Regions from separate parts of the Homo sapiens genome. Here regions 1 and 3 are each linked to region 2. The links are chromatin loops, found by intact Hi-C in ENCODE. Cell type or tissue: dorsolateral prefrontal cortex. All regions are shown on one strand. Each heading gives the region's core, and the rest is flanking DNA. Links, peaks and the distances in the headings are about the cores only.

Region 1 (8,349 bases), core at 299-8,298, 240 kb before region 2:
AGGACATATGTGGGGTATATGTAGGGTTTATGTACAGCCTATGTATGGTATACCTAGGGCATATGTAGGGTATATGTAGGGCATATGTAGGGTATATGTAGGGTTTATGTAAAGCATATGTATGGTATACCTAGGGCATAGCTAGGGCATATGTAGGGAACATGTCGTACCCTAGATCTGAGCCTGCTGCACCAGCCCCTCTTGGTGCTGCTTCTACATTTCATTTCATTTCATTCCAGTGAGGTTTCATGGGACTTAGCATGTCCCAGAACAAGCTCTGAAAGGCTTCTTTGATATCCAGTAGAAATTTGTTTAGAAAGTAGACAATAGAGGCTCTCTGTTCTGAAAAGAATAGATATTCATCCAGAAAGAGTTTTCTCCCCTCTGCACGTTGAATTTAACTGAAACAGATAGCAAAATTCACCAAGTAGTGCAGTCGGAAAAGCCCACAACGTGAGGCAGAACCTGAGGCTGATGTTCGAGGTTGCCACCTATCGTTGGCCTCTCTTTATAGACTGTGACACCCCGCTTCATCTCTTCCTGCTGCTAGCTCACGTCGGGATTTTGTCATTGACTGCCCAGTTTACTGAAAGAACCTTCTTCCATTTCTCCGCTCCCTTCAGCCTCCATACTATTGCCACTACGATTGCTCTAGAAATGGTGTTGGCCTAGTTAGTCTCTTATGGAAACTCTTGACACCATTCCATGGCCTTCGGAATAAAATTGAACTCCTTCTCTTAAGCCCTCATGTCCTCCCTGCTCTGAGACCTGCCTACCTCTCCAAACCTCCTCTGGCAGCTGCCTACACATTTCCTTGCCTCAGTCATCCAGAATGAGCCCCAAACACATCATGATTTTTATCCCTTTGCCAAGATCTCTTTCTGCCAAGTGCATCCTCCCTACCTTCCTCTCCTTTCACTTGTTAATTTCTTGGCCTCTAACTCTGTTGCTAAGAGTCAGTAACCTGGGAGGCCTTCCCTGACTCTTCCGCCTCTCTCTGTGCCTGGGAGTGCCTCTGTGCTGACTTTATCTCACTGTGTGGTTGACACCAACTGCAGTGCATCATAAGCACCTAGAGAATATAGACTGTAAGATCCCTGTGGGCAGGGCTGTGCATTATTCATCAGTGCTTGACATGGTGTTTGGCACAAATTATATGCTTAATAAGTATTATTGATTAAATGGATCTACAGCCAGGAAGAAATGGAGTGAAGGCATCATACCCATGATGCCAAATGCAGTTCCAGACACCATGAAGCCATCTTCTCTCTCCATCACTCTCCCATTTTACCCTGTTTCTCCCTTTTTCTCCCCAACTCACCATAGGCACCAGCGTCATCAGCAGGCCCGAGAACATGCTGGGGTTGGGCAATGGCATAGGAAGGGGAATGTTCTAGAAAGTTGTGTTTGTCTCTTTACTTCCATCTACATTTCTATTAACCCCATTCATATTGGATATTGTGTGAGAACCACTTTAAAAGGCAAAGAAGAGCAGAGACCGGGGTTGGGAGAGGAGAGGAGAGGAGAGGAGAGGAGAGGAGAGGAGAGGAGAAAAAACAACAACAACAAAAAACATCACACTTTTTTTGGTAATACCATTAGAAATACAGTATTATAAATGAGCAACCTCTTCAAATTGAGAGAAGCAGAGTTGAATATAAATCACCCAAATATTTTTGGGTGCATATGCATAAGCCGTTGGCTGTGCATGTTCCTCTATGTTCTAAGATCCAGTTCCACCCTGCTCTGTGCCCTGGGAGGAAGGCATCCATAAGCTGCATCAGTTGGGCTCCTTACTCCCTAGCTCTGACTTAGATCATGACCATAGGACACACACCATTAGTAAATTAAAGAGAAGGGGGAGAAAGTCGAGGTATTTGTTTCTTTTTCTCTCTCCTTGTCTCCTTAGCTCCTGGCAAGGCTCACCTGTCCTATTTTCAACAGAACTGCCAGTCCAGTCTCAAACAGGATAAAGGTGTCCACACTTACTTAAAGAATACAGCATCTACAGGAGTACCTGGTCTTTCTAATGTCATTGTTACAAAAACAGAGGCAGCCAGGGAGATTTCTACTGCAAGGGTTCCCAGCTGGTCTTCTGAGCTATTGTGGATAGTGTAAAATGAGACTTTCTCTTTTTCCAGCTCCTCTCTCCTGAGACAGGGGCCACTTCTGACCTCTGCTCACGCCCCTTCCCCTTCCTTCATCTAACAAACATTTTTAGAATACCCAACACATTCAATCTATGACAATGAATTTGAGCCATGTTGGCACCAAAATGTCATTTGCACTCTTCCTTCACTCAGTAACCAAAGTCTAATGTTCCATTCAAAAGCAAAATATCTTTCACGCTTTCTTCAGTGGTCTTTGGAGTCCTCACTCCTACTTTCAGATCTAAATGGGGAATGTAAGGAGTGTCACCCATTGTAGGGGGCATTACAAATACAGTTAAATAGCTCCAGAGTGAAGACAGAGTCATCTAGAGATGTGTCCCTTACCAGGGTCAGGCACAGGACTAAGCACTTCCACATCACCACCTAATTTAATCTGTTTAAAAACCCTTGAGGTAAGGAGCATGATTTCCCTCATTTCATAGATAAGGAAAGTGATTACTGAGAAGTTATGAAACTCCTCCAAGGTTACACTAGTTCCTGACTGCCAAGCCAGGATTCAGACACTAAGACGCCAGAATGCTTGCTCTTAACCACCGTACTCTACCACTCTGAGAGCTCAGACAAGCCTGCCATCATCTCTAAGCCTGAATTTCCTCCAGTGAAAATGACAGCACAAGATTGAATCACTTAGAAAGTCCCTCTTGCTCCAAACCCGGGCAGTTCTCCTCAGGAGGCTGCTTTACCTCCATCTACCACCAGGTGGCGGGCAGCCAGCCGTGCAAACGGGTTGCTTGGGCTGCAGGGCGAAGACCTATTATCCCCCTCAACCCTGTCTGACTGTGGCGTGGGAATGGAGTGGAAACTTGTTCCCAGTAGTAATTGGTGTCGAGCCACAAAACTTCTAAGGTGGCAGAGTCAAGAGTTTAACCAGTTGGTCGAATGCCTATGGGCATGTATTTCCATCAGCTGCAGCTGCTACTGCTTAGTTGACAAGTAACACAGGAGACCCTGGGATCTCACACCACCAGTTCCTGGCGGCTCTGTTCCTGCAAATGGTGTGTTGGAACCAACATTCAAAGTAACTACAGGTAAAGAAGTAGGTGCATGGCATCCCAAGGTGGATGTTGTTGATCAGCAAAGGACTGAACTGCTGCCAATAGCAACACGAACCCACTCCCTGAAGCCCCAGTGAGGCCTCTAACTGGTAGCGCCCAGTTGGATGTGTGAAAATAAGAATGAACTGAACTTGGCCTGGGAAGATGAAGACACGGTTTGTGACAGATGCACAGCCCGGGGCTGGCTTCCCATCGATCCAGCTTTTGAGCCCACAGATGGCATCTTCAGGGAGACGTCACGGAACCATGGATGGTGTTGCCACATGCATGCTCTGACAACCTCAACCAAATGAGAAGGAGCAGGGGCTGTCCTCAGTGTGTTGACTCTTCCCTGCTGGTGGGGTCAGGGACATCCTGGCCACCCCAGCAGAGGCCTGCCTCGTTCTCACACTCTGAGATTAAACCCTGAGGGTGGAAATGAGACAGTGATGCCTCAGGACTTGGGAAATGAAGGGTAAAAGTGGCGATGGGTTCTTCTAGTCCTCTGCCTAAGGGTGAGTGTGTGAGTGTGTGTGTGCATGCAGACTAAATAATAAAACTGGGTGACTGCCCCACATCAAACGTTGCCATGGAGAGAAAGTGAAATGCAGGGAGGTGAGCAGGACTATTTCACCGGGGTACAAGGATTCCAAATTCCAAAGGCATTGTTCTTACCTCTCCCCATACTGCACTGCAAACTCACAGCCGCTCTCCAGATTTTGGAAACGTCTGTGGGGAGATCGAGTCATTTCATTAAACTCATGAAGTGAGAAGTTTTACCTGTCGTAATTCTGGCTAAGTTCAGTCTTTTGGAAAAGCAGTAAAAGATGTTTGCTAAGGAAAATAAAATTATAAAGGTCACTATGTTCATTTAAAACTGAGTTTTCCAAATTAAATTCCTGTTTTCTTAGTGAAAGAGAAAAAAAACCCAATATTGGTCTCCGAAAGAGAATTAAAAAAAAGTTAAACTGAAGTGATTTATTTAGAAACCCAGTGTAAAGAATGAAGCATTTATCTCCCCCTAAAGCAAGGTCACCCAAACCCTCTGAGAGCTAGAAGTCAGCTATGAATCCAGCATCAGCATGCTTGTTGGGAGCAATTAGCACTGAGTCAGGTCCGCATGCATGTTGGGAGCTGATACGACCTTAATTGTTGCATCCCACTGTGTGAAGAAATAAGCACTTATATTAGCTCTAGGTCAATGACTGTGGCTCCCCCACATTTATGAGCTTGGAGTCTTGTCAGGCTGAACAAATAAAATAATACTTGTGGCTCCTTTGGTCCCAGCATCTTCCCAGGGATTGACTGTTCTTCCCGTGAAATGTCAGCTTTCATCAGCAAAGAGAACAAAGCAAGCCAGAATATTAGCTTGAGGAGGACTAAGGCACCATCTGGTGGCCGTTTACTATAAATCTTTGCCTCAGATGCAAATTCCTCGCACAAAGGAGCCCTGCCTTCTGATCTGTAGGCTGCCCGGAAGCAGTCGGCCTGACCTGGGAAAGCTGGAGAATACCCACACTTCCACAGCACAGCAGGCTTCTTTTAAAGGTTTGTCCCAGTGTAAAGTCCTCAGCCCCAAGTTTTATAACAACATCCTCACCACGAAGCCCAGAGAGGGAGCACCCCCTGAGGTCTTCACAGCTTGAGAAAAAGAAAGAGCCATTTGGGCTGTAACATTTTAGAAGGTTCTTGAAAGGAAAAGATGCCCAAGAAATCCTACTTTTTTTCCTCATGAATATTCTGCAGTACATAGAAAAAATATGAAGATCCTGCCTGTCCGGTTACTCTTCTCATTTAAAACCTTCTTAATTGACTAAAGAGCATTTTTACAAGACAAGTGCATTACAGACTTACCCTTCCCCAAGTGCAACCTCTCCCCTTGGGCTCCCTGACCACAGACTGGCCTTTGTCCTCCCTGACAGATGGCAATGACTAAAGTGACCCCAACTTGACATTTTTCAATAAGCAACCACAGAGCAAGGCCATCACTAAGCAAAATTCCCAAGTGAGTGAAGTTCTTCCCTGAAGTCCCTTCTCCCCACTCCAGCCGCCCGTATCCATCCCCTTCACCCCCTTCTCTCCCCAGCCCCGCTATTGACCCATCCTGACCGAGGTGTGGGGGTGTGTCTCAATTCTGGAAAGTCTTGCTTGCTAGGATGAAATGCTCTCTCAGAGGATTTCCACATTACCAGGGAGGGGCTCTGTAAAACCTGTATGAGCCAAAGGATAGAGTTTCCAATCATGTCATCTGGGGAGGGGGTGACAAGTTGTGACACATGACTCTGGGGAGTAGACCCTGCTTGAAGCCCCTGAATGTGGAGAGCCACAGCTTTGCCTGCTGGTAAGGCTGGCCCTACAGAGAGGAGCCCTAAGACCCTGAGCTTCACACCCAATGAATGAACGCGCTTCTTCCTGGTGCCGGCCCCGTGCCCATGGCTCTCGTCTGCATGAGCGAAGAAACTTTACCACTTCTGTCTCCTGCTGTGGTTGGTAGAGCTGTGTTTAGACTTGCCTGGTCTGAAATAAATAGTCGGGCACTTCTCAGAAACGGGCAGTTCACACTAATTAACAGGAAGAAGATGAAACAGGAACCCAGCTCAGAAGAGCTGTTCACCTCACAGATCGAGTAACCTGGTGCAGGAGGGGGCCGGGGTGTGGAGGAAGGAATGGGTGCCACTGAGAGGAAAAGTTTTCTCAGCACGAATTGGCTTGGGTTTCCTTGTTTGGGGCTAGAAAGGGGAGAAAGGAGGACAACTGCTTATCACTCACTTGCCTGGACACTATATTTAACGCTAGAGGGCTCACCAATGAACCCCCATTTGCAAAGGTCAAAGGATGGCACCACTCATCAGTTTGCTGTTTCAAGAGGCCGAATGCAGCTGGACTCCAGTTAATAAGGAGAAAGAGCAGAGTTACACACAGGGTACTGCAGGACTGTTTTGTTTGTTTGTTTGTTTGTTTTTAGCTGGAGTAATCTCTAAGTGCCCAAGGAGAGGCATCCTGGAGGCCACTTGTTGTGCTGCAGCCTTCTGGAATGCAGAGGCCACTGCCACAGACTGGCTCAGAGAGAGGACAAGGGGAAGACCCCACAGTGTGGAGCACTCCATTACCTGGGGCCGGTCCAGGACTCCCCCCCGCTCTGACCTCATGACTTCTCAGATGTCAAGTACTCCCCATAAGCCAGGGAAGTGAGAGTTCATCAATTGTACTCAGCCACTGGAAAGGTTTGACAGAAAAATTACGAGGTATTAGCACCGAGGCACCACCTTGGGAACAGAAACACAACTGGAGGAGAGGTCAGGAGAACCAGAGTGTGGTGGGTTGACTTGTGCACCGCCCCCGCCAAATATATATTGGCTTTCTGGGAGCTCAGCCCTCAAAATGGGACTATTTGGACATAGAGTCTTTACAGAGGTAATCAAGTTAAAAAGAGGTCATGAGGGGGCCCCTAGTCCAACTTGACTGATGCCCTTGTAAAAGGGGAAATTTACAGGAAGAATGCCATGTGAGCATGAAGTTGTCCATCCGTAAGCCAAGGAGAGAGGCCTGGAACAGAGCCTTGCCTCATAACTCTCAGGAGGAAGAACCCTTGGACTGGTATCCTCCAGAACTGAGAGGCAAGACATCGCTGCTGTTTAAGCCAGCAGGATGTGGTATTTCATGATGGCAGCCCTCACAATAGCATACGCAGGGTCTGTGTCTTTGCATAGGTCCCTCCACTGCTCTGGATAATTAGAAGTTCAACCAGACACATTCAGAATCCCTTGCAGCCCAACACTCTGACTTTCTAGCCGCCGGGCCTGGAATAACAACGGGGAGCATCTGGCCCCCTCAGAACCTAAAGAGTTGACAGACTGAGCCCTGCTTTTGTGCAACACATCCCAAATCACCACATTCCAAAGGCAGCTGAGCCTAGAGATGGGCTGGGAATTACTGCCTGGTTCTGAAGCGTTGTTTAAAATAGTATAGAGCTAAATTTGAAACTCATTTAAAATAAGTCAGTAAATCAGTTAAAGAGTTATCTTTCTTTACAAGCCTTGGTCCTCCTCCAGCCATGCTGGCCTTCAGGTTCAGGGTGCATTGTTCGTATGTGCTATTATTGGATGGTAGTAATAAAGAAGCCCATGCATCTGAATGCATCTTGCTAATCACATTCTCTATTACCGCCTCTTTCCACAGCTGCTACCATCAATTGTGTTTGGTTTTGCCTGGGAATAGGCATGTGTTTGGTGAACTCTGAGTGTGTTTGGGTTGCAGGTATAGTGCTTGTTGGATGAGGAGGTGCAGGAGGGGAGTGGTGAGGGTGGACACCAAGGTTGGCACATGACAGCAAGCTGGGGATGTTTTGGAGGGTCTATGGATTCCTGCAGATGCCTTCTCCTATGAATACTTTTCATAGTATCTTGCAAAGGAAAGAATCTTTTCCTTTGCAAGATGTCTATGAAACTGGCAGCAGCTATGGAAGCCAGACCTGAAATTTAACAGATCAATTAAATACCTTGTTTTGACATTTTGGTACCAAGGTTGGCAAGACCACTCCAGGAATGGGTCTAATTGGGAAGAGTCCTGAGCTCTCCTTATCCAGACACTTCCTGGTGTGTAACTGCTCACACCGGTGCCAGAACTCAGAAAAGGGATCCTGGGCACAGAAAAAGCCATACCTGAGGCTGACCTAAGGTAGCTTCACACTCCTGGCTGCTGCTGCTGCTACTGGTGCTGGGGTAAGCCTCTAATGTGGCAGGAAAAGGGAGGGAGGGGGAGAGGGAAAGGGGGAGACGGGAGGCAGGCTCCTTTGAGGTGGTTCCATCTGTGCTGAGTGACTAAAATGAGGGTGATGTAATAAATAATCTGCAGACTTCCAACTGCTATAATTCTGTGTGAATAATTCTGATAATGACCCTTTACTCAGCAAGGGTGGCATCCAGATAAGCAGATTGCTAGAGCCTTCCTGTCAGCTTATGTTAACAGCGCATTCAATTGCCATCTGACATGATGTAACACACCACCGTGACGGACATGTCCCTGTTGGGCCTGCTGGGCCACCGGAGAAATGATGAAACGAGAACCTGTCTACATGGAGGGAGAGCCACCCCACAAAGTGCTCAGGGCTTATTCACTTCCTCTGTGCTCCCAGGGCAATTCCT
Region 2 (8,349 bases), core at 320-8,319:
TTAACAGTTAGCTGTCTATAAAAAGTATCTGCCAGAAGCAAAGCTATTATTACAACAGCCTCCACATCCCCAGTTCTGTAACACTATTAACCCCCCTTAAGTGGCCTCTCTGCTTCTCCACAATTATCTTGAGTTTTATAAAACTGATTATCTTCCAACATTCTACTTATCAATATTCTATTGTTAGAAGGCAGGGTCAGCATTTTCTAAACTCTCTATTGGTACTTCTAAACAACCAGTTCTCAAACCTTAATTTCAGTAGGAATCACCTGAGGATCCTGTTAAAAATGCAGATTGCTCTTAGCTGTGTGGTGATTCTCACTGAGTTGGAATGTGAAGCCCAGAAATCCGAATTTCAAAACAAGGAAATCAGGTGATTCTGATGCAGGCGATCCTTAGTCTATTTTGAGGAACTGTTGTAGAGAACTGCTTTCCATTCTTGTGCAACTCTGCCCCTACCCAACCCCCCCGTTTCCTGTGTGTCACCTTCCTCACTGCCCTCGTCCCCACCTCAACATTGTCATCTACCTTCTTTCCAGTCAATTTCAAATATTTATTGAAGACTTTGGCACATCTAGGGCTTCTGCTTTATCCCTAACTCTCACCATTAAACTGGGTGTTTCTAACCTTTTGCATGTTGGTGGGCACATTTTCAGGAAATGATTATAGATGTTCAGTTAGCAATTCCTTCCAAGCTGATATATTCGCTGTCTAGGCTGAAAGTTTTCACCGATCATTAAAAATACAGTCCACTAATGTTATGGTAGGTAGTAAGTTGCTATATTTTAAAATATAAATTGTAAAACACTTAAAATCTGTTCCATGAGCCTGCCTACCTATGCTGATGCAGAATGACAGGGGATAGTAATAATGATATGTAAAGGTATGTGATTTTATTTTCCCTCCGTATACTTGCAGAAATGCGTAAAATTGGTAATCTGGATCAGGTTTGGGAATCTGTAGTTGGACAACATGCCAAAAAAGTGTCAGGGCAGATAAAAGACATTTTAGACTTAGTATAACCCAATCTACACCTTAGTCTCAGATTTCATTAACATCTTCATTTCTAATGCCTTTCATCTTTCATACCCCATATTCCACTCAGGCAACCTAAACTCAAATTGCCACTCTTAGACCTTGTCATCACTTCGGAAGCAACACTTCTAGATTCTCACTTTAAATAAGTTTAATAACTCACTTTATGATCACAATATCCTCCTGTATCTTATTCCATCTAATCAAGAGAGTAAATCTAACATTTTTATTGATTTTTTTCCATTTACCACCATACACACACACACCTGCCTGCCACAGACACACAATTTCAATCTTCTTTTCTCCCTCTCTCCCATTCATTCAACAATATTTAACAAGAACTTACAAGTACCTTTTGGTGGTTCACTGCCTACCCTCTTGGCCTCACCCACTTAGTCTAGATTCTAAGTAGTTCAAAAGCTTGAATCATGTACCAACTTGCATCAAAGAAATACTGAATTCATTCACATACTATCACTGTGGAAATATTTATATGTATCTACATTCAAAATAATTCCTTCAAAAAATTTAAAAACGACATATTCCTAATAGCTTTTGTTTATAAATAACGACACACTCTCAGATTATAATTTAAGACAGATAAGCCTTCAACCTTTCATTATGAATTGTATTTTCAACAAAATTCCTCCAAGAAATAAAAAAAAACATATTACTAATAGCTTTTGTTTATAAATAAGGGCACACTCTCAGATTATAATTAAGACAGATAAGCCTTCAACCTTTCATTATGAATTGTATTTTCAACAGGACTCTCAATCCAGAATTAATTTAATGTATGTGTATATTAAAAATATACTTAAAATTTTAATTTGTAGTAATAGTATTAAAAGTATAGCCTATAGCTGAAAAGCAAACAGTATTAAAATGAATCTAGATTTGTATGGGTTAAACAATCCTTGAAAACCATTTGCCATACCTCTAAAAGGGATCAACATACATATTTGGTCAAAACTGGCTCTCTGAAAAAGCCCCCATCAAATCATTATTGCCATTGACCGAGCTACTACATTTTTTATGTGTGAGTAACGTGGAAACATTATATTGCATTCCTATATAGAATGGAGACAAACTGTAATCACATGCTATGAAAACCCTAGGGTAGGATGGCTGAAGGAGAAAAGATGTCAACTTTTAAGTCTATTTACTAGAATTCATTCTTTTATTGAGCAACTACTATGAACCAAAACTTGTGCTGTGTATACACACTATCTCTGACCTAACAGTGATTCCAATCTCTTGGGAAAAGGAGATAAATAAGTTACAACATGTGACTGGTGGGGGTAGGAGTTGGAGGAACAGTGTTCCAACAATTTCTTGTATTTCTTTCCCAAATCTTCTGCAGATCGTAGTGTATGATATTGCAGACTGCTAAGTACAAGGGAATGAAGAAACGACTTAGCTCAACAAAATCATTAAAAATAAAACTATAACAACAAAGACTCACACTCACAAACCCAAATACCACATGCAGGGAAATTAAGGACACAAGATGTATCAAATATAAGATTACAATATCTCTTCCCTGGTTTTTCAGAGAAGTCTAAAAATCTGGTTTCTAGTCCTCGTCCTCGTTCTTACGTGAATAAACATTCATTTATTCACCATTTATTGAAAGGCCCTCTTTGGTAGTAAGTGCCAAAAACTGTTACCAAACCCTGGAAATAAGGTAATGAAAGAGAGCGCTCTTGCACTCACTGCAGTTATAGTCAAATCACATAAGCTTTTGGTACAGCTATTTAATTAATACTGGGTAATTCCATAACAACTTCAAGGGCCTTTTTTCTCCACTATAAAATAACATAGTGAGACTCCGAGATCTCTAAGGTAGTTCTACTGAACGAATACTCTGTGATATCACTTAAAACTTACAGGTGGGGGGTTCTTAAGACTCAGGGAACCTGAGAACCCTTATGCAGGGTTCAGGGGGTCCTAAGCTCACTAAATCTGAATGCAAAATTTGGTAGGTTTGTGTATGGACATTTTGCTAGAGAAAGTGTTCATAGGTAAAAACACCCTACATTAGTGGATTTTTGTTTTGGGCCTTCCACGGGAAAAATTCCATTTTAGCTAGGTCTAAGGAGGCAATGTCTTTAAATCTACCAACTATAAATTAATTCACAAGAAGTTTCAACCATGTGGAGTTAGTATGATTTGCTTCTGCTCTTAAACTCATGGTATGAGTTGCAAATTTCTAATTAATTTTGACCAGCACTATAACAGCATCCATTACAAATACTACACACAGTTTACAAATCAGAGTAATTTGAATTATTTAGATTAAATTGTAATACTCTTTTTTAAAAGAATAATTTTTAAAAGAATAATTTTAAAGAATAATTCTTAAAATAATAATTTTATTTTTATTTTCTAAATAAAATGCATTTATTTAGAAGCAGAAATATTTTTGCTGTAAAAAACTGAGATAATACTAAGATGATTATCCTCTCCACATCTGGCTGTTGCTGCCCCATCTTAATAAAAAGAAGACACCGGGTGCAGTGGCTCATGCCTGTAATCCCAGCACTTTGGGGGACCAGGGCAGGAGGATCACCTGAGGTCAAGAGTTCAAGACCAGCCTGGCCAACATGGCGAAACCCTGTCACCACTGAAAATACAAAAATTAGCCGGGCGTGGTGGCACATGACTGTGGTCCCAGCTACTTGGGAGGCTGAGGCAGGAGAACAGCTTGAACCTGGGAGGCGGAGGTTGCAGTGAGCCGAGATCACACCATTGCACTCCGGCCTGGGGGCGACAGAGTGAGACTCTGTCTCAAAAAAAAAAAAAAAAAAAAAAAAGAACAAACCTAAAAACATTAACATACGAGGCAATGACTAAACTGCTGGCAAAGGGATTGCTAGGACAAAATCATCTCTACATAGATGTGAATATTGAGTGTAAAGCTAACCAGGGCCTCTCTTAGGACAGACTAAGAAAGGAAGTAAAATGAAAAATCAAATATCTGCAATGAGAAACACAAACAAGAACAAAAAAAAAAAATTGTAATTTCATTGCCTGTGCCACAGTGACACCAGCTGGCCAGCCAGGTTACGACAACGTAATAACCTACCACTTTTATTTTATGTAACAGACTAAACTTTTAAAAGTGCATTATGCATTCAACAAAAGCCATTATAAGATTTTAAACAAGTATAAAAGAAACATGTATATAAGTAAAGTACCTCAGAAAACTTTGGTTATGATTCAGTTTTACATATGAGATCTCTTCACTAGTCTATAAAATATATTAATATACTTATTTTCTCTATAAAATTTTATCTCTATTAAAATAGAAAAATGAATTTGGAGTTAAATGCAATTTTCCTATTTATTCCTCAGAAAAATAAATGGGGAAAAGTAAGCCAAAATTGAGGTAAACAGATGCTTAAAAGATCTTGAGGGAATTTATTCAAAATAGTCAAATGATGCTTCTGAAATACTGTTTTCACTCACGGGTTAAGAGAGCACATGGCTGAGTTTTATTTTAATTCAAAACTATTAAATATGTAAATGACTCATATGCTCTTTGTGTGTGTGTGTGCGTGTGTGTGCGTTTAATTTCAACTTTTATTTCAGATTCAGGGGTTACATGTGCAGGTTTGTTACTCAGATACATTGCATTATGCTGAGGTTTGGGGTACCATTGATACTGTCACCCAGGTACTGAGCATAGTATTCAATAGTTTTTCACCCTTTGCCCCCTTCTCTCCCTCCCTACTCTAGTCGTTCCCAGTTTCTATTCTTGCCATCTTTATGTCCATGAGTATCCAGTGTTTAGCTAGCACTTATAAGTGAGAATATATGGTATTTGGTTTTCTGTTCCTGTGTTAATTCAGCAGCAACAAAAACAGGTGGATGGCCTCCAGTTGCATCCATGTTCCTGCAAAAGACATAATGTTGTTCTTTTTTATGGCTGCACAGTATTTAATGATGTATATCTACCACATTTTCTTTACCCAATCCACCATTGATGGGTACCTAGATTGATTGTATGACTCTGTGACTGTCAATAGCACTCTGATGAACATACAAGTGCATGTGTCTTTTTGGTAGAATGATTTATTTTCTCTTGGATATATACCCAGTCATGGGATTGCTGGGTCTGATGGTAGTTTTAAGTTCCTTGGGAAATCTCCAAACTGCTTTCCACAGTGGTTGAACTAATTTACATTCCCATCAACAGTGTATAAGTGTTCCCTTTTTCTCTGCAGCCTTGCCAGTATGTTATTTTTTGTCTTTTTAATAAAAGCCATTCTGACTGGTGTGAGATGGCATCTCATTGTGGTTTTGATTTGCATTTCTCTGATGATTAGTGATGAGCATTTTTTCATATGTTTGTTGGCTACTTGTATGTCTTCTTTTGAAAAGCGTCTATTCATGTCTTTTGCCCATTTGTTTAATGGGGTTGTTTTTTGCTTGTTCAATTGTTTAAGTTCCTTATAAATTCTGGATATTATACCTTTGTCAGATGCATAGTCTGCAAATATTTTCTCCCATTCTGTAGGCTGTCTGTTTACTGTGTTGGTAGTTTCTTTTGCTATGCAGAAACTCTTTAATTAGGTCCTACTTGTCAATTTTGTTTTTGTTGCCATTTCTTTTGAGGATTTATTCATAAATTATTTCCCAAGGTCAATGGCCAGATGGTGTTTCCTAGGTTTTCTTGTAGGATTTTTATACTTTGAGGTCTTATCTTTAAATCTTTAATCCATCTGAAGTAATTTTTTATATACGGTGAAAGATAGCAGTCCAGTTTCATTCTTCTGCACATGATTATCCATTTATTCCATCACCATTTATTGAATAGAAAGTCCTTTCCTCATTGCTTATTTTTGTTGACTTTGTCAATAATCAGATGGCTACAGGTGTGATGCTTTATTTCTGGGTTCTCTATTCTGTTTCATTGGTCAATGTGCCTGTTTTTGTACCAGTACCATGATGTTTTGGTTACTATAGCCTTATAGTTTGAAGTTGCAAAATGTGATGCCTCCAGCCTTGTTCTTTTTGCTTAGGATTCCTTTGGCTATTTGGACTCTTTTTTTGGTTCTATATGAATTTTAGGATAGTTTTTTCTAGTTCTGTGAAAAAATGATACTGGCAGTTTAATAGAAAAGCACTGAATCTGTAGACTGCTTTAGGCAGTATGGCTATTTTAATGGTATTGATTCTTTCAAACCATGAACATGGAAGGTTTTCCTATTAGTTTGTGTCATCTGATGTGTTTATTTTTAATAACAGCAGGTACAAACAGAAATAATTAATTTGTATTATGTTGAATTTCTTTAAGGAGGTGAAATAGGTTATTGCTTCTATGGAGGCTTGCCCACTGATAAGGTTCATATTCAATAAGGAGAGACCACCAAGACAACCTATGTTTTCCTTTTCTGCCTTCCAATAGGAAGTAAAATAATTGCAAGGGAATCTTTAAAAAGAGAATTTAATTTAAATCAATCAATCAATTCACAAAGGAGGAAATTATTGGCTTTGAATAAGCAAATAACTCATACTGATATGTTGCAGTTTAATTCACTTCATTCTAATAAAACTTTTCATTGTAAATTTTAGCTCCAGATTGACTGCAAGAACAAATCAGCAATCCCGAGAGGACCCACAGACCCTCTGAAGGAAGCGGACTGCTCCCGGAGGACCCAGGAGACACCTCAAGTACTGTGAGTGCCCCAACTACGGAAGTGGGAAAGGGAGAGCCTCCTCTCCCAAACACACTCCCACTGGAGAGGCTGAAGGTCTGTTCGTGGGAGAAGTTTCTGATTTTACCTAAAGCTGAGTCAAGTTTAGAGAGCCAAGAGAAATACAGTGGTACACGAAGCAGCAGAAAGGCCCTGGGAGCTCGCTGGGTCCCCTAGCAGGCCATTCCTGCCTGGTACCACAGGGATCCATCAGGAGGGTGACCAGAGGAGCAGGGGGTAAAACTCCACAGTGAGAAGGAAATCTCCAGCTGAACTTTGTAACAATTTGAACGGTGGTAGAAGCCTCCTGGCCACAAGTCAGGGGAGGGCACAAATCCCGTGTGCAGACTCCACAGGCCATGCAAGAACCAAGCCCTTTTCTTTCGCAGCTGGAAGGTGGGTAGCCTGGGTCAGGTTTTCAAGCCTATCACGCTCTCTGCCTTGAAACAGACTCAGGGCTGTTGGTGGGGGCACAGTGGAAGTGAGAACAGCCCTTCAGTTTGCGTGCGAGCTGCGTGAGGCCTGTGACTGCCGGCTTTCCCCCACTTCCCTGACAACCTGTGTGACTCAGCAGAGGCAGCCATAATCCTCCTAGGTACACAACTCCTGTGACCTGGGAATCTCACCCCCATCCCCCAGAGCAGCTGCAGCAAGACTCGCCCAGGGATAGTTTGAGCTCAAACACAACTAGCCCTGCCCCTACCTGATGGTCCCTCCCTACCCACCCTGGTAGCTGAAGACAAATGCGTATACTCCTGGGAGTTCTAGGGCAGTGCCCACCACCAGTCCCTCTCCACATTACTACAGCTGATGCTTTCTGGAAAGCACCATCTCCTGGCAGGAGGCCAATCAGCACAAAAACAGAGCATTAAACCACCAAAGCTAAGGACCCTCATGGAGTCCATTGCACCCTCTGCCACCTCCAATGGAATAGGTGCTGGAATCCATGGCTGAGAGACCCACAGATGGTTCACATCACAGGACTCTGTGCAGATAACCCCCAGTACCATCCTGGAGCCAGATACACTCTCTGGGTGGCTAGACCCAGAAGAAAGACAAAAATCACTGTAGTTTGGTTCACAGGAAGCCACATCCATAGGAAAATGGGGAGACTACTACATCAAGCGAACACCCCATAGGACAAAAAAAATCTGAACGACAGCCTTCAGCCCTAGACCTTCCCTCTGACAGAGCCTACCCAAATGAGAAGGAACCAGGAAACCAACCCTGGTAATATGACAAAACAAGGCTCTTCAACATCCCCCCAAAAAATCACACAAGTTCACCAGCAACAGATCCAAACCAACAATCCCTGATTTATCTGAAAAAGAATTCAGGAGGTTAGTTATTAAGCTAACCAGGGAGGGACCAGAGAAATGCGAAGACCAATGCAAGGAAATCCAAAAAAAAAGACATAAGAAATGAAGGGAGAAATATTCAAGGAAATAGATAGTATAAAGGAAAAACAATAAAAAATTCAGGAAACTTTTATGGAAACACTTTTAGAAATCCAAAATGCTCTGGAAATTCTCAGCAACAGAATTGAACAAGTAGAAGAAAGAAATTCCGAGCTCGAAGGCAAGGTCTTCGAATTAACCCAATCCAACAAAGA
Region 3 (8,349 bases), core at 299-8,298, 280 kb before region 2:
CACTACAATCTCTGCCTCCTGGGTTCAAGCAATTCTCCTGCCTCAGCCTCCTGAGTAGTTGGGATTACAGGTGTCCACCACCACGCCTGGCTAATTTTTGCATTTTTAGTAAAGACAGGGTTTCACCATGTTGGCCAGGCTGGTCTCAAACTCCTGACCTCAGGCGATCTGCCTGCCTCAGCCTCCCAAAGTGCTGGGATTACAGGCAGGAGCCACTGCACCCGGCACAAATTGTCATTTTTAATGCTCTCCTATGCCCCTCCAGATTCAACAAGCGGGATGTAGATCCCATCTCTTGAAGGCAGAAGCGCTGCAGAATTTGCAGTCAAGTTTTACAACCACCACGGGAACACATTCACTTTCTTGAAAACTGGGTAATTAAAGCAAAGAAAATCAAGTTTTTTTTCCTATGTGAACTGTACCGCGGAGAAATCAAATACAGCATGAAGGGCAGAAATGCTTACTAAAAGTATTTTAACTAAAGGATGCAAAATAAATGGTGACATTAGAATATCGTCATTTTGCAGACCACATAAATCTAGCCACTGAGCTAATGAAAGGACACAGCACTACCTAGAATCTTGCCAAAGAGACAACACGAGTCTAGGGATAGAAGAGGAGTCTGACGCAGCCTCTGGCCCCAGCTTCCAAGCTGGCAGGAAAGACAGACAGAGGAACATGTTGAATTGCACCATGAGCCTGCAGTCACCTCAGAGCCAGACTCTGAGATGTTCTACACATCAAATACCCCAGCTTCTTCAGCAGGCAAACTGCAAGGAATGGAGAGAAGCCTATACATTATAATAAACTTAAAAGACATAAGGTAGAAAAATTGGGGGAGGTACAGACTAAACTAAAGTGTCTAGTCAGGCACATTTGGGTCCTAAAACCAAAAAGAAACAGGAAAGTCACTACAGTAAAAGGACAGTGGTTCCTTTTTGGGGAAGGGAGGGAGTTGAGGCTGGAACAGCACAATGGAGCGTTCTGGGGTGACTGGTTCTTTTGGTTACATGGGCGTTCACCTTATTATGACTCATTAAGTTCTACTTTTATTTTGGAAGGTTTCTATATGTTTTATTTTACAATAAAAAGTAAAAGAGGAGCAGAGAAATACAGAAAGAAAGTGATTTTGATGGTGGTGGTGATTGAGGCAGTGGTGGTGATGGCAGTGGTGATGCTATTGGTGGTGGGGGTGGTGGTGGTAGTGATGCTGGTGGTGGTGGTGGGGTGGTAATGGTGGTGGTAGTGATATGGTAGTGGTAGTGGTGGTGGTGATGGTGGTGATGGTAGTGGTGGTGGTGGTGGTGGTAGTGATAGTGATATGGTAGTGGTAGTGGTGGTGGTGATGGTGGTGATGGTAGTGGTGGTGGTGGTGGTGGTAGTGATAGTGATATGGTAGTGGTAGTGGTGGTGGTGATGGTGGTGATGGTAGTGGTGGTGGTGGTGGTGGTAGTGATAGTGATATGGTGGTGATGGTGGTGGTGGGGGTGGTGATGGTGGTAATGGTGATGGTGGTGGTGGTGATGGTGGTGGTGATGGTGTTGATGGTGGTGGTGGGGGTGGTGATGGTGGTGATGGTAGTGGTGGTGGTGGTAGTGATATGGTGGTGATGGTGGTGGTGATGGTGGTGATGGTGGTGGTGGGGGTGGTGATGGTGGTAATGGTGATGGTGGTGTTGGTGATGGTGGTGATGGTAGTGATGGTGGTGGTGATGGTGTTGATGGTGGTGGGGGGGTGGTGATGTTGGTGATGGTGATGGTGGTGGTGAAGGTGGTGGTGATGGTGATGCTGGTGGTGGTAGTGGTGATGGTGGTGGTGGTGATGGTGGTGGTGGTGGTGGGGGTGGTGATGGTGGTAATGGTGATGGTGGTGGTGGTGGTGGTGATGGTGGTGATGGTGGTGGTGATGGTGGTGATGGTGGTGGTGGTGGTGATGGTGGTGATGCTGGTGGTGGTGGTGGTGATGGTGGTGGTGGTGGTGATGGTGGTGGTGGTGATGGTGGTAGTGGTATGGTGGTGGTGATGGTGGTGGTGGTAGTGGTTATGGTGGAGGTAGTGGTATGTTGGTGGTGGTGGTAATGGTGGTGGTGATGCTGATGGTGGTGATGGCAGTGGTGACAGTAGTGGTGGTGGGGGTAATGGTGGCAGTTGTGGTGATGGTGGTAGTGGTGGTGGTGATGGTGGTGGCTAACATTTATTGAACATTTATTAAATGCAAGGCACTGGCCCAGCACCTACCACAGGTTAGCTCATTTAATTCCCCCCACTATTATCCCCCTTTTTCATATAGTGAGACTGAGATTTACAAACTTTAAGTAATCTTCCCAAGGTCTTATGTTACTGAGTGATAGACCAGAAATTTGCTGATGATCCACAAACTGAACAGTCCCACAAGTGAGGTTAAGGGAATGGCAAGGCCATGGGGATTCTATTCCCCTCTTCTCGGCTGAGTGAAAAAAAAAAGTAAATACAGAGTATTTTGCTCTGTAATCTTCAGTCTGGAGAGACTGAAATAAATGTTTCACTTTTGATAAACAGGACTTTAGGGGAGTAGAGAATATTGCTCTAAGCACTTTGTGATAAATTATTGATTTTATTTGGGATTTACATGGAATAATTGATCTTCATGTAGTGATTTTAAAGATCCAGTTATCTTTACTGAAAACAAATGTCCTACACACCTTTGCTATTTATCTTGTTTCTACTCTTTTAAAAGGAAGGCTTTGTTTGTTTGTTTTTTAGGGATAGGGTCTTGCTCTGTTGTCCAAGCTGGGGTGCAGGGGCGCGATCACAGTGCCCTGCAGCCTGGAACTCCCAGGCTCAAGGGACTCTCCCACTTCAGCCTCCTGAGTAGCTGGGACTAGAGAAATGGCCGCCATGCCTGGCTAATTTTTGTATTTTTTGTACAGACAGGGTCTCTCTATGTTACCCAGGCTGGTCTGGAACTCTTGGGCTCAAGCGATCCTTCTGCCTCAGCCTCCCAAAGTGCTTGGATTACAGGTGAGAGCCATTGCGCCAGGCCAGGAAGCCGTTTAAATCATATAAATTCAAAAATAATTCAAATAGAGAAAGAAAATAAATCGTTAGATTTTTAAAATGAAATTTTGGCTATAAAAGAAATACCTTTTTAAGAAACACGATTAAAAGAATATATTCTCTGGTCTCTCCAAATCACACTGAAAATCCCAAAGCAAGCTGTTTAATCTTCTAACATAAAAGCAGGCCCTTTGAATGCAGGGAACATGTCATAATTTCTTTTGTGTTCTCTACCAAGAACATTCAAATTCAGGGCCCGCTTGATAACCAGACCAATGCTTTACAGAATTTGCAATTAGTGGATTGTCCAGAAGAGGGCGCGCGTTGCCCATGTTACTCAAAGGCGCCGCCAGACCCGGCCGAAGCTGAGTAGCTAAGAACAAAAGATGCACATTCCTCTCTGAGGACAGAACAAAAGGGTGGATTTTAAAAAGCAAAAGAAACGCAACATTTAACGCTGCCTCCCATAATCTCCACGAACACCCTACAACTCAGCCACAGCTGGTCACAGGCAGGCTGAATATTACATTGTAAAAAACAAACTGGAAAGCAGCTGTTTTTAAAACAGATATCGTTTGCTTGGTGTAATTCCATCCGGGTAATGCCTATTTATTCAACAGTCAATTCTGCCTGAGTTGTGTTTTCCCGTTATGAGATACAGGTGGGCATCGCTGAATCCAAAACCAGTACATAGTAGAGACAAAAGTATAGATGCTCCATTTTGTAAGATCGTGGTGGGACACTGCATTCCCCCAAATAATGCCTCGTATTCTCACCCCTCACTTTGTTTGCTCTCATTACCAGTGAAAAACGCATCTCATCCACATGAATAGCTCCACTCAAATGATAATGCTTTTTTTTTTTTTTTCTGAGACAGAGTCTTACTCTGTAGCCCAGGCTGGAGTACAGTGGCGCAATCTCGGCTGCACTGCAACCTCCGTCTCCCGGGTTCAGGCGATTCTCCTGCCTCAGCCTCGCGAGTGCTGAGATTACAAGCGCGCACCACCACGCCCAGCTAAGTTTTTGTATTTTTACTAGAGATGGGGTTGCTCCATGTTGGCCAGGATGGTCTCGAACTCCTGACCTCAAGTGATCTGCCTACCTCAGCCTCCCAAAGTGCTGGGATTACAGGCGTGAGCCATGGCGCCTGGCCTGATAAAGCTTTTTAAAACTTAGTTATAGCCACTTTCATGGTCAGCTTTTAAGAAAGCAGTAAATATTCCTCAGCAAAGGCAAAGATAGCAATATCTCAGAGCAGGCAACTCAAAGCAAACACACAAAAGGAAAACCCAGCCCCCTTGTTTACTTACGGGTCTTCAAGCTCCTAATATTGACATGAGTTTCTGAGGTCTCCTGTGCATTTTCTTTTCTACAGCAAACAACAGGGCTTTTAACCTATAAAGAGGTAGATCTGGCTGCCCCAGAAAGGTGGGTTAACTGTCCCCCAACAGACTAAAGGAGAGTGAACGGTGCTGAAGAGCAACAGGCAAGAAGTCTTAGGAAAATAAGCTCCTCTGCATGAGTTATAGTGAGGCATTAGCGAATTTGGGGCAAAGACCCAGAACGGGAAACAGCCATCAGATTCGTGTGTGAGAAGTATTCAGCCACAGCTTTTTCTTAGGGTCTGTTTGAAAGTATTACATTTAACTTCAGCATGCCTTTCCAAAAGGTATATTTAGAAGCAATTAGGTTAAAAGCTTTGAGCTCCTTGGAGTTCTATCTATACAGATATCTACTGGCCTAGGGGACCTTAAGGTATTGAATTAAATGAGTCTCCCCAGCCTTTTTGTTGAGACAGGGTCTAGCTCTGTCACCCAGGCTGGAGTGCAGTGATGCATGATCATGGTTTGCTGCAGCTTCGAATTTCTGGGCTCAAGTGATCCTCCTACTTCAGCCTCCCGAATAGCTGGGACTACAAATGCGAGACACCATGCCCAGCTAATTTTTAAATTTTTTGTAGATATGGGGGTTTTGCCATGTTGCTCAGACTGGTATAAAACTCCTGGGCTCCAGTGAACTTCCCACCTCGGCCTCCCAAAGCATTGGGATTATAAGTATGAGTCACCACTCCTGGCCAAGTCTCCTTTTAAGATGCAAGAGTCTCCATATATAAAGAAAGCAGCTAGACTTGGAGCACGCAAGCTTTAAGGCATTTAGAAAAGATCAGGTGCACCTCAGTATGAGGGCTACTAAGGAGTTGAGAGCTGTTGCTCTCAGCAGTCATTTTCCCTATGGGGCAGATTGCTCAGGTAGGAGCCCTCTGAAGGTGTGAGACAGGACTCAGGTGTGAGACAGGACTCAGGTGTATCTCTGCCTGCCCACACCCAGGAGGGTCTCCACGAGCAAAATCAGGGGACAGGCAAATGAGAGAGCCCTCCCCAGCATGCCTTCCCCACACCTGCTGCCTGGCTCGCTGAGCTGTCTTGACTGCCTACTTTTGGCTTAGGAAACCAGGCTGAGGCCTAGGCAGCCTACAGACCCTCTGCAGACCCTCTGCAGACCCAAGCCCTATTCAGCCCAAGCTCACCCTTCCCTCTGATCACATCTTCCCTTGGTGCCATTTTTAACTTCAACTCCAGTTACTTCCTGCTCGTTTTCAAGTGTGGGAGTTTTGATCCTGGGGCCTTAAGGATGGACCCTTAAGGGGGCTGAAATGCTCTAAAGTCATCTGCAAAATGTGTGGTTATAAATATGTTTCCTTTGTCCTGAGAGGTGACCCTTTGCTTTCACCAGATTCTCAAAGGAATTTACAGCCACCAAAAGGCCGTAGAAACCAATCCAGGGGGACTGTGAATGAACCGAGGTTGGAGACACTGCACTGTGTCAGCGTTAAGCCACAGCTGTCAAGTCGTGACAGGCAGAAGAGTCTAAGGAGCTCACTGGGCCAGGTACCATGGCTCACGCCTCTAATCCCAGCACTTTGGGAGGCTGAGGTGGGCAGATCACCTGAGGCCAGGAGTTCGAGACCAGCCTGGCCAGCATGGTAGAAATCCTGTCTCTACTAAACTACTAAAACTACAAAAATTAGTTGAGTGTGGTGGCGGGTGCCTGTAATCCCAGCTGCTTGGGAGGCTGAGGTGGGAGGATCGCTTGAGCCCAGGAGGTGGAGGCTGCAGTGAGTCAAGATCGCCTCACTGCACTCCAGCCTGGGTGACAGAGTAAGACTCCGTCTCAAGAAGAAGACGAAAAAAAGAGCTTGCCAGATCCTTCCCTAGCATTTAGATGACATATAGGGACCTTGGAGATCACCTAATCCAAACCCTTTATTGTATAAATAAGGAAACTGAGTCTCAAAGTCACACAGGGCAGGTGTCAGGACCAGCATCTGAATCTCCTCTCAACCCTGCTTCTTGTAATATCACTCATGAGGGTCAAGTTCTTCTAGTTCTGATCCTGGAAATTGTGGGAAGATGTTGCAGGAGAGAGACGAGTTGCATATCTATAGAGTTGTTGTAGAGTAGACTTTATAGAGTTCATGTAAGCAGCATATCATTAGGAGTGTGGAGTCTGGAACCTGAGTTTGCATGTTGACTCTGCCTCTTACTACGTGACCTTAGGGAAGCCATCTCGCCCTATGCACCCAGTTTCATTAGTGTAGAGAGGGAGTGAGAGTAGCAGGCACCCTGCAAGACTGCTGTGAGGATTACGTGTGTGCACTCACAGTCACTCAATACATACAGAGCTGAGAATAAGGTCTGACATATATTAAGCACTCATCCTTCTCCTCGTCAGCCTCATCTATTGGTATATTTCAACAAGCATTTATCAAGCACTTGCTGTATTCAAAGCATTGTGCCTAACACCAAGGATAGAAAGATAAAAGATTCAGTTTAGTCCCTCCTGTCAGGAGCAGGCGGTGGGGAGCCACAGTTAATCAAAATATATTGTGACATGAGCTTCGAGAGTGGTCAGCCCCATGCCCTTGGTAACTGGAGAGGCACTGATTAACATCCAGTCTCTTAAATTTTCCCTGAGACTCAAAATGTAAACCTACGCAGATAAAACATAGTATGCTCTCTGGACCTACCTACCAAGGCACTCTGGAGCGACTGGAGGGTATCTGATGTACCAGCACACAGACATTAGTTATCTGGCAACCCCAAGGACAGGGCTGACAGGTATTGCCAAGTGACAGATTGGGATTGGAGATAAGAGGGAAGTTGGGGCTAAAGGTATGGGGCTGGGAAGTGGCTGCCGGAAGACTAAATACAGCAAAAGTGGCCAGGAGAGCCTGGGATCTAATTATGCCCAGAGTTTGTGGGCCCACAGGAGCAAAGACACAGAGAAGCAGAGATGGATTAAGACATGAGTTGCCTGGGCTCATTTACTCCATACTGGCTGTGTGTTCTGTGTCCCTTTTTGCAAGCATGAGGGTAGGGCCCCAAGCTGACCAACTCTAAGGGTTAAATGCAAAGCTCTCTGTATTAGTCAAGGGTCTCCAGAGAAACAGAACCAGTCGAATGCATACATAGATATATAAAGAGAGATTCATTTTAAGGAATTGGTGCATGCTGTTGTGGGGGCTGGCAAGCCTGAAATTTGTAGGGCAGGCCAGCAGACCAGAAGCTCAGACAGGACCTGATGTTGCAGTCCTGAGTCCAGAGGCTGGAAAGTCGGGCAGAATTTCCATGTTACCATATTAGGAACAATGCCTTCCTCATTAGGGGAGCCTGTCTTTAACATGTTCAATGTGTAATGGGTGACACCCCTATGTCCATTACATCCACCTTATGGTATGGAGTGATGTGCTTTACTCAAAGTCTGCTGGTTTAAGTGTTAATCACATCTAAACACTACCTTCACAGCAACAGTGAGACTGGTGTTTGACCAAACAACTGGGCTGGCCTAGCCAAGTTGACACATAAAATTCACCATCTGACTCCATCATGGACCAAAGACTGTGACTCTGTAAGGGCGCATTAAGTCAGGAGGGAAGGGAGAGGCTTTTACATTTAAAACCGTAGCATATCTGAACCTTTTCTTCCGAACTCTCGGTTCACCTGTCACCTCCCCTAGAAGGTGCCCTCTGATCACTGCTGTGAGTGACACGCCCCTCTTCTGTGAACCTGTCTGCCCACTGCCTGCCTCTGTGACCCTGTTAGTACTGTGTTGTAACTGTGTGCTCATTCTTCCAACTCTGTCTTTTATCCTTGCAATCCGGGCCTAGCTTTCATTGTACCTACTGTGCACAGTTAGTACTTAGGATATGTGTATTTGGTGATGAAATTTCTGCTTTTGGAATTCCACCTGAGCCTCTACGCCAATAAAAAAAGGAATTCAAGTTGCCTGACAAACCTTGATGCCAAGAGAGCCC

The links. A loop is a pair of places that touch in the nucleus more often than their neighbours do. Peaks named below come from ENCODE experiments on the same cell type or tissue, not always from the same donor. Only the 100,000 strongest peaks of a DNase experiment are listed, where the experiment ranks them.
Region 1: a loop joins it to region 2, with 11 times the contacts of the local background. A loop is called at or near these places in 99 of 110 quality-filtered maps.
Region 3: a loop joins it to region 2, with 13 times the contacts of the local background. A loop is called at or near these places in 80 of 110 quality-filtered maps.

What each region holds. Positions count from the first base shown.
Region 1 is chr4:153,079,871-153,088,219 of GRCh38, reverse strand. No RefSeq gene overlaps it. Among named protein-coding and RNA genes, the nearest start is that of TRIM2, 120 kb to the left of the region's middle. RefSeq lists an enhancer at 2,932-2,991. In dorsolateral prefrontal cortex, for the core only: CTCF peaks have their summits at 2,657, 2,870 (motif pointing right), 4,389 and 4,593 (motif pointing left); DNase peaks (open chromatin) are centred at 2,879 and 4,639; H3K4me3 peaks cover 702 bases; H3K27ac peaks cover 4,899 bases.
Region 2 is chr4:152,842,627-152,850,975 of GRCh38, reverse strand. The region is part of intron 2 of ARFIP1 (ARF interacting protein 1); the gene reads right to left. Among named protein-coding and RNA genes, the nearest start is that of ARFIP1, 67 kb to the right of the region's middle. RefSeq lists enhancers at 1-378, 265-559, 3,271-3,771, 7,127-7,734, 6,624-7,823. In dorsolateral prefrontal cortex, for the core only: CTCF peaks have their summits at 3,869 and 4,075 (motif pointing left); a DNase peak (open chromatin) is centred at 4,095; H3K4me3 peaks cover 532 bases; H3K27ac peaks cover 315 bases.
Region 3 is chr4:153,123,092-153,131,440 of GRCh38, reverse strand. No RefSeq gene overlaps it. Among named protein-coding and RNA genes, the nearest start is that of TRIM2, 77 kb to the left of the region's middle. In dorsolateral prefrontal cortex, for the core only: CTCF peaks have their summits at 3,144 and 3,348 (motif pointing right); DNase peaks (open chromatin) are centred at 3,370 and 4,000; H3K4me3 peaks cover 815 bases; H3K27ac peaks cover 3,647 bases.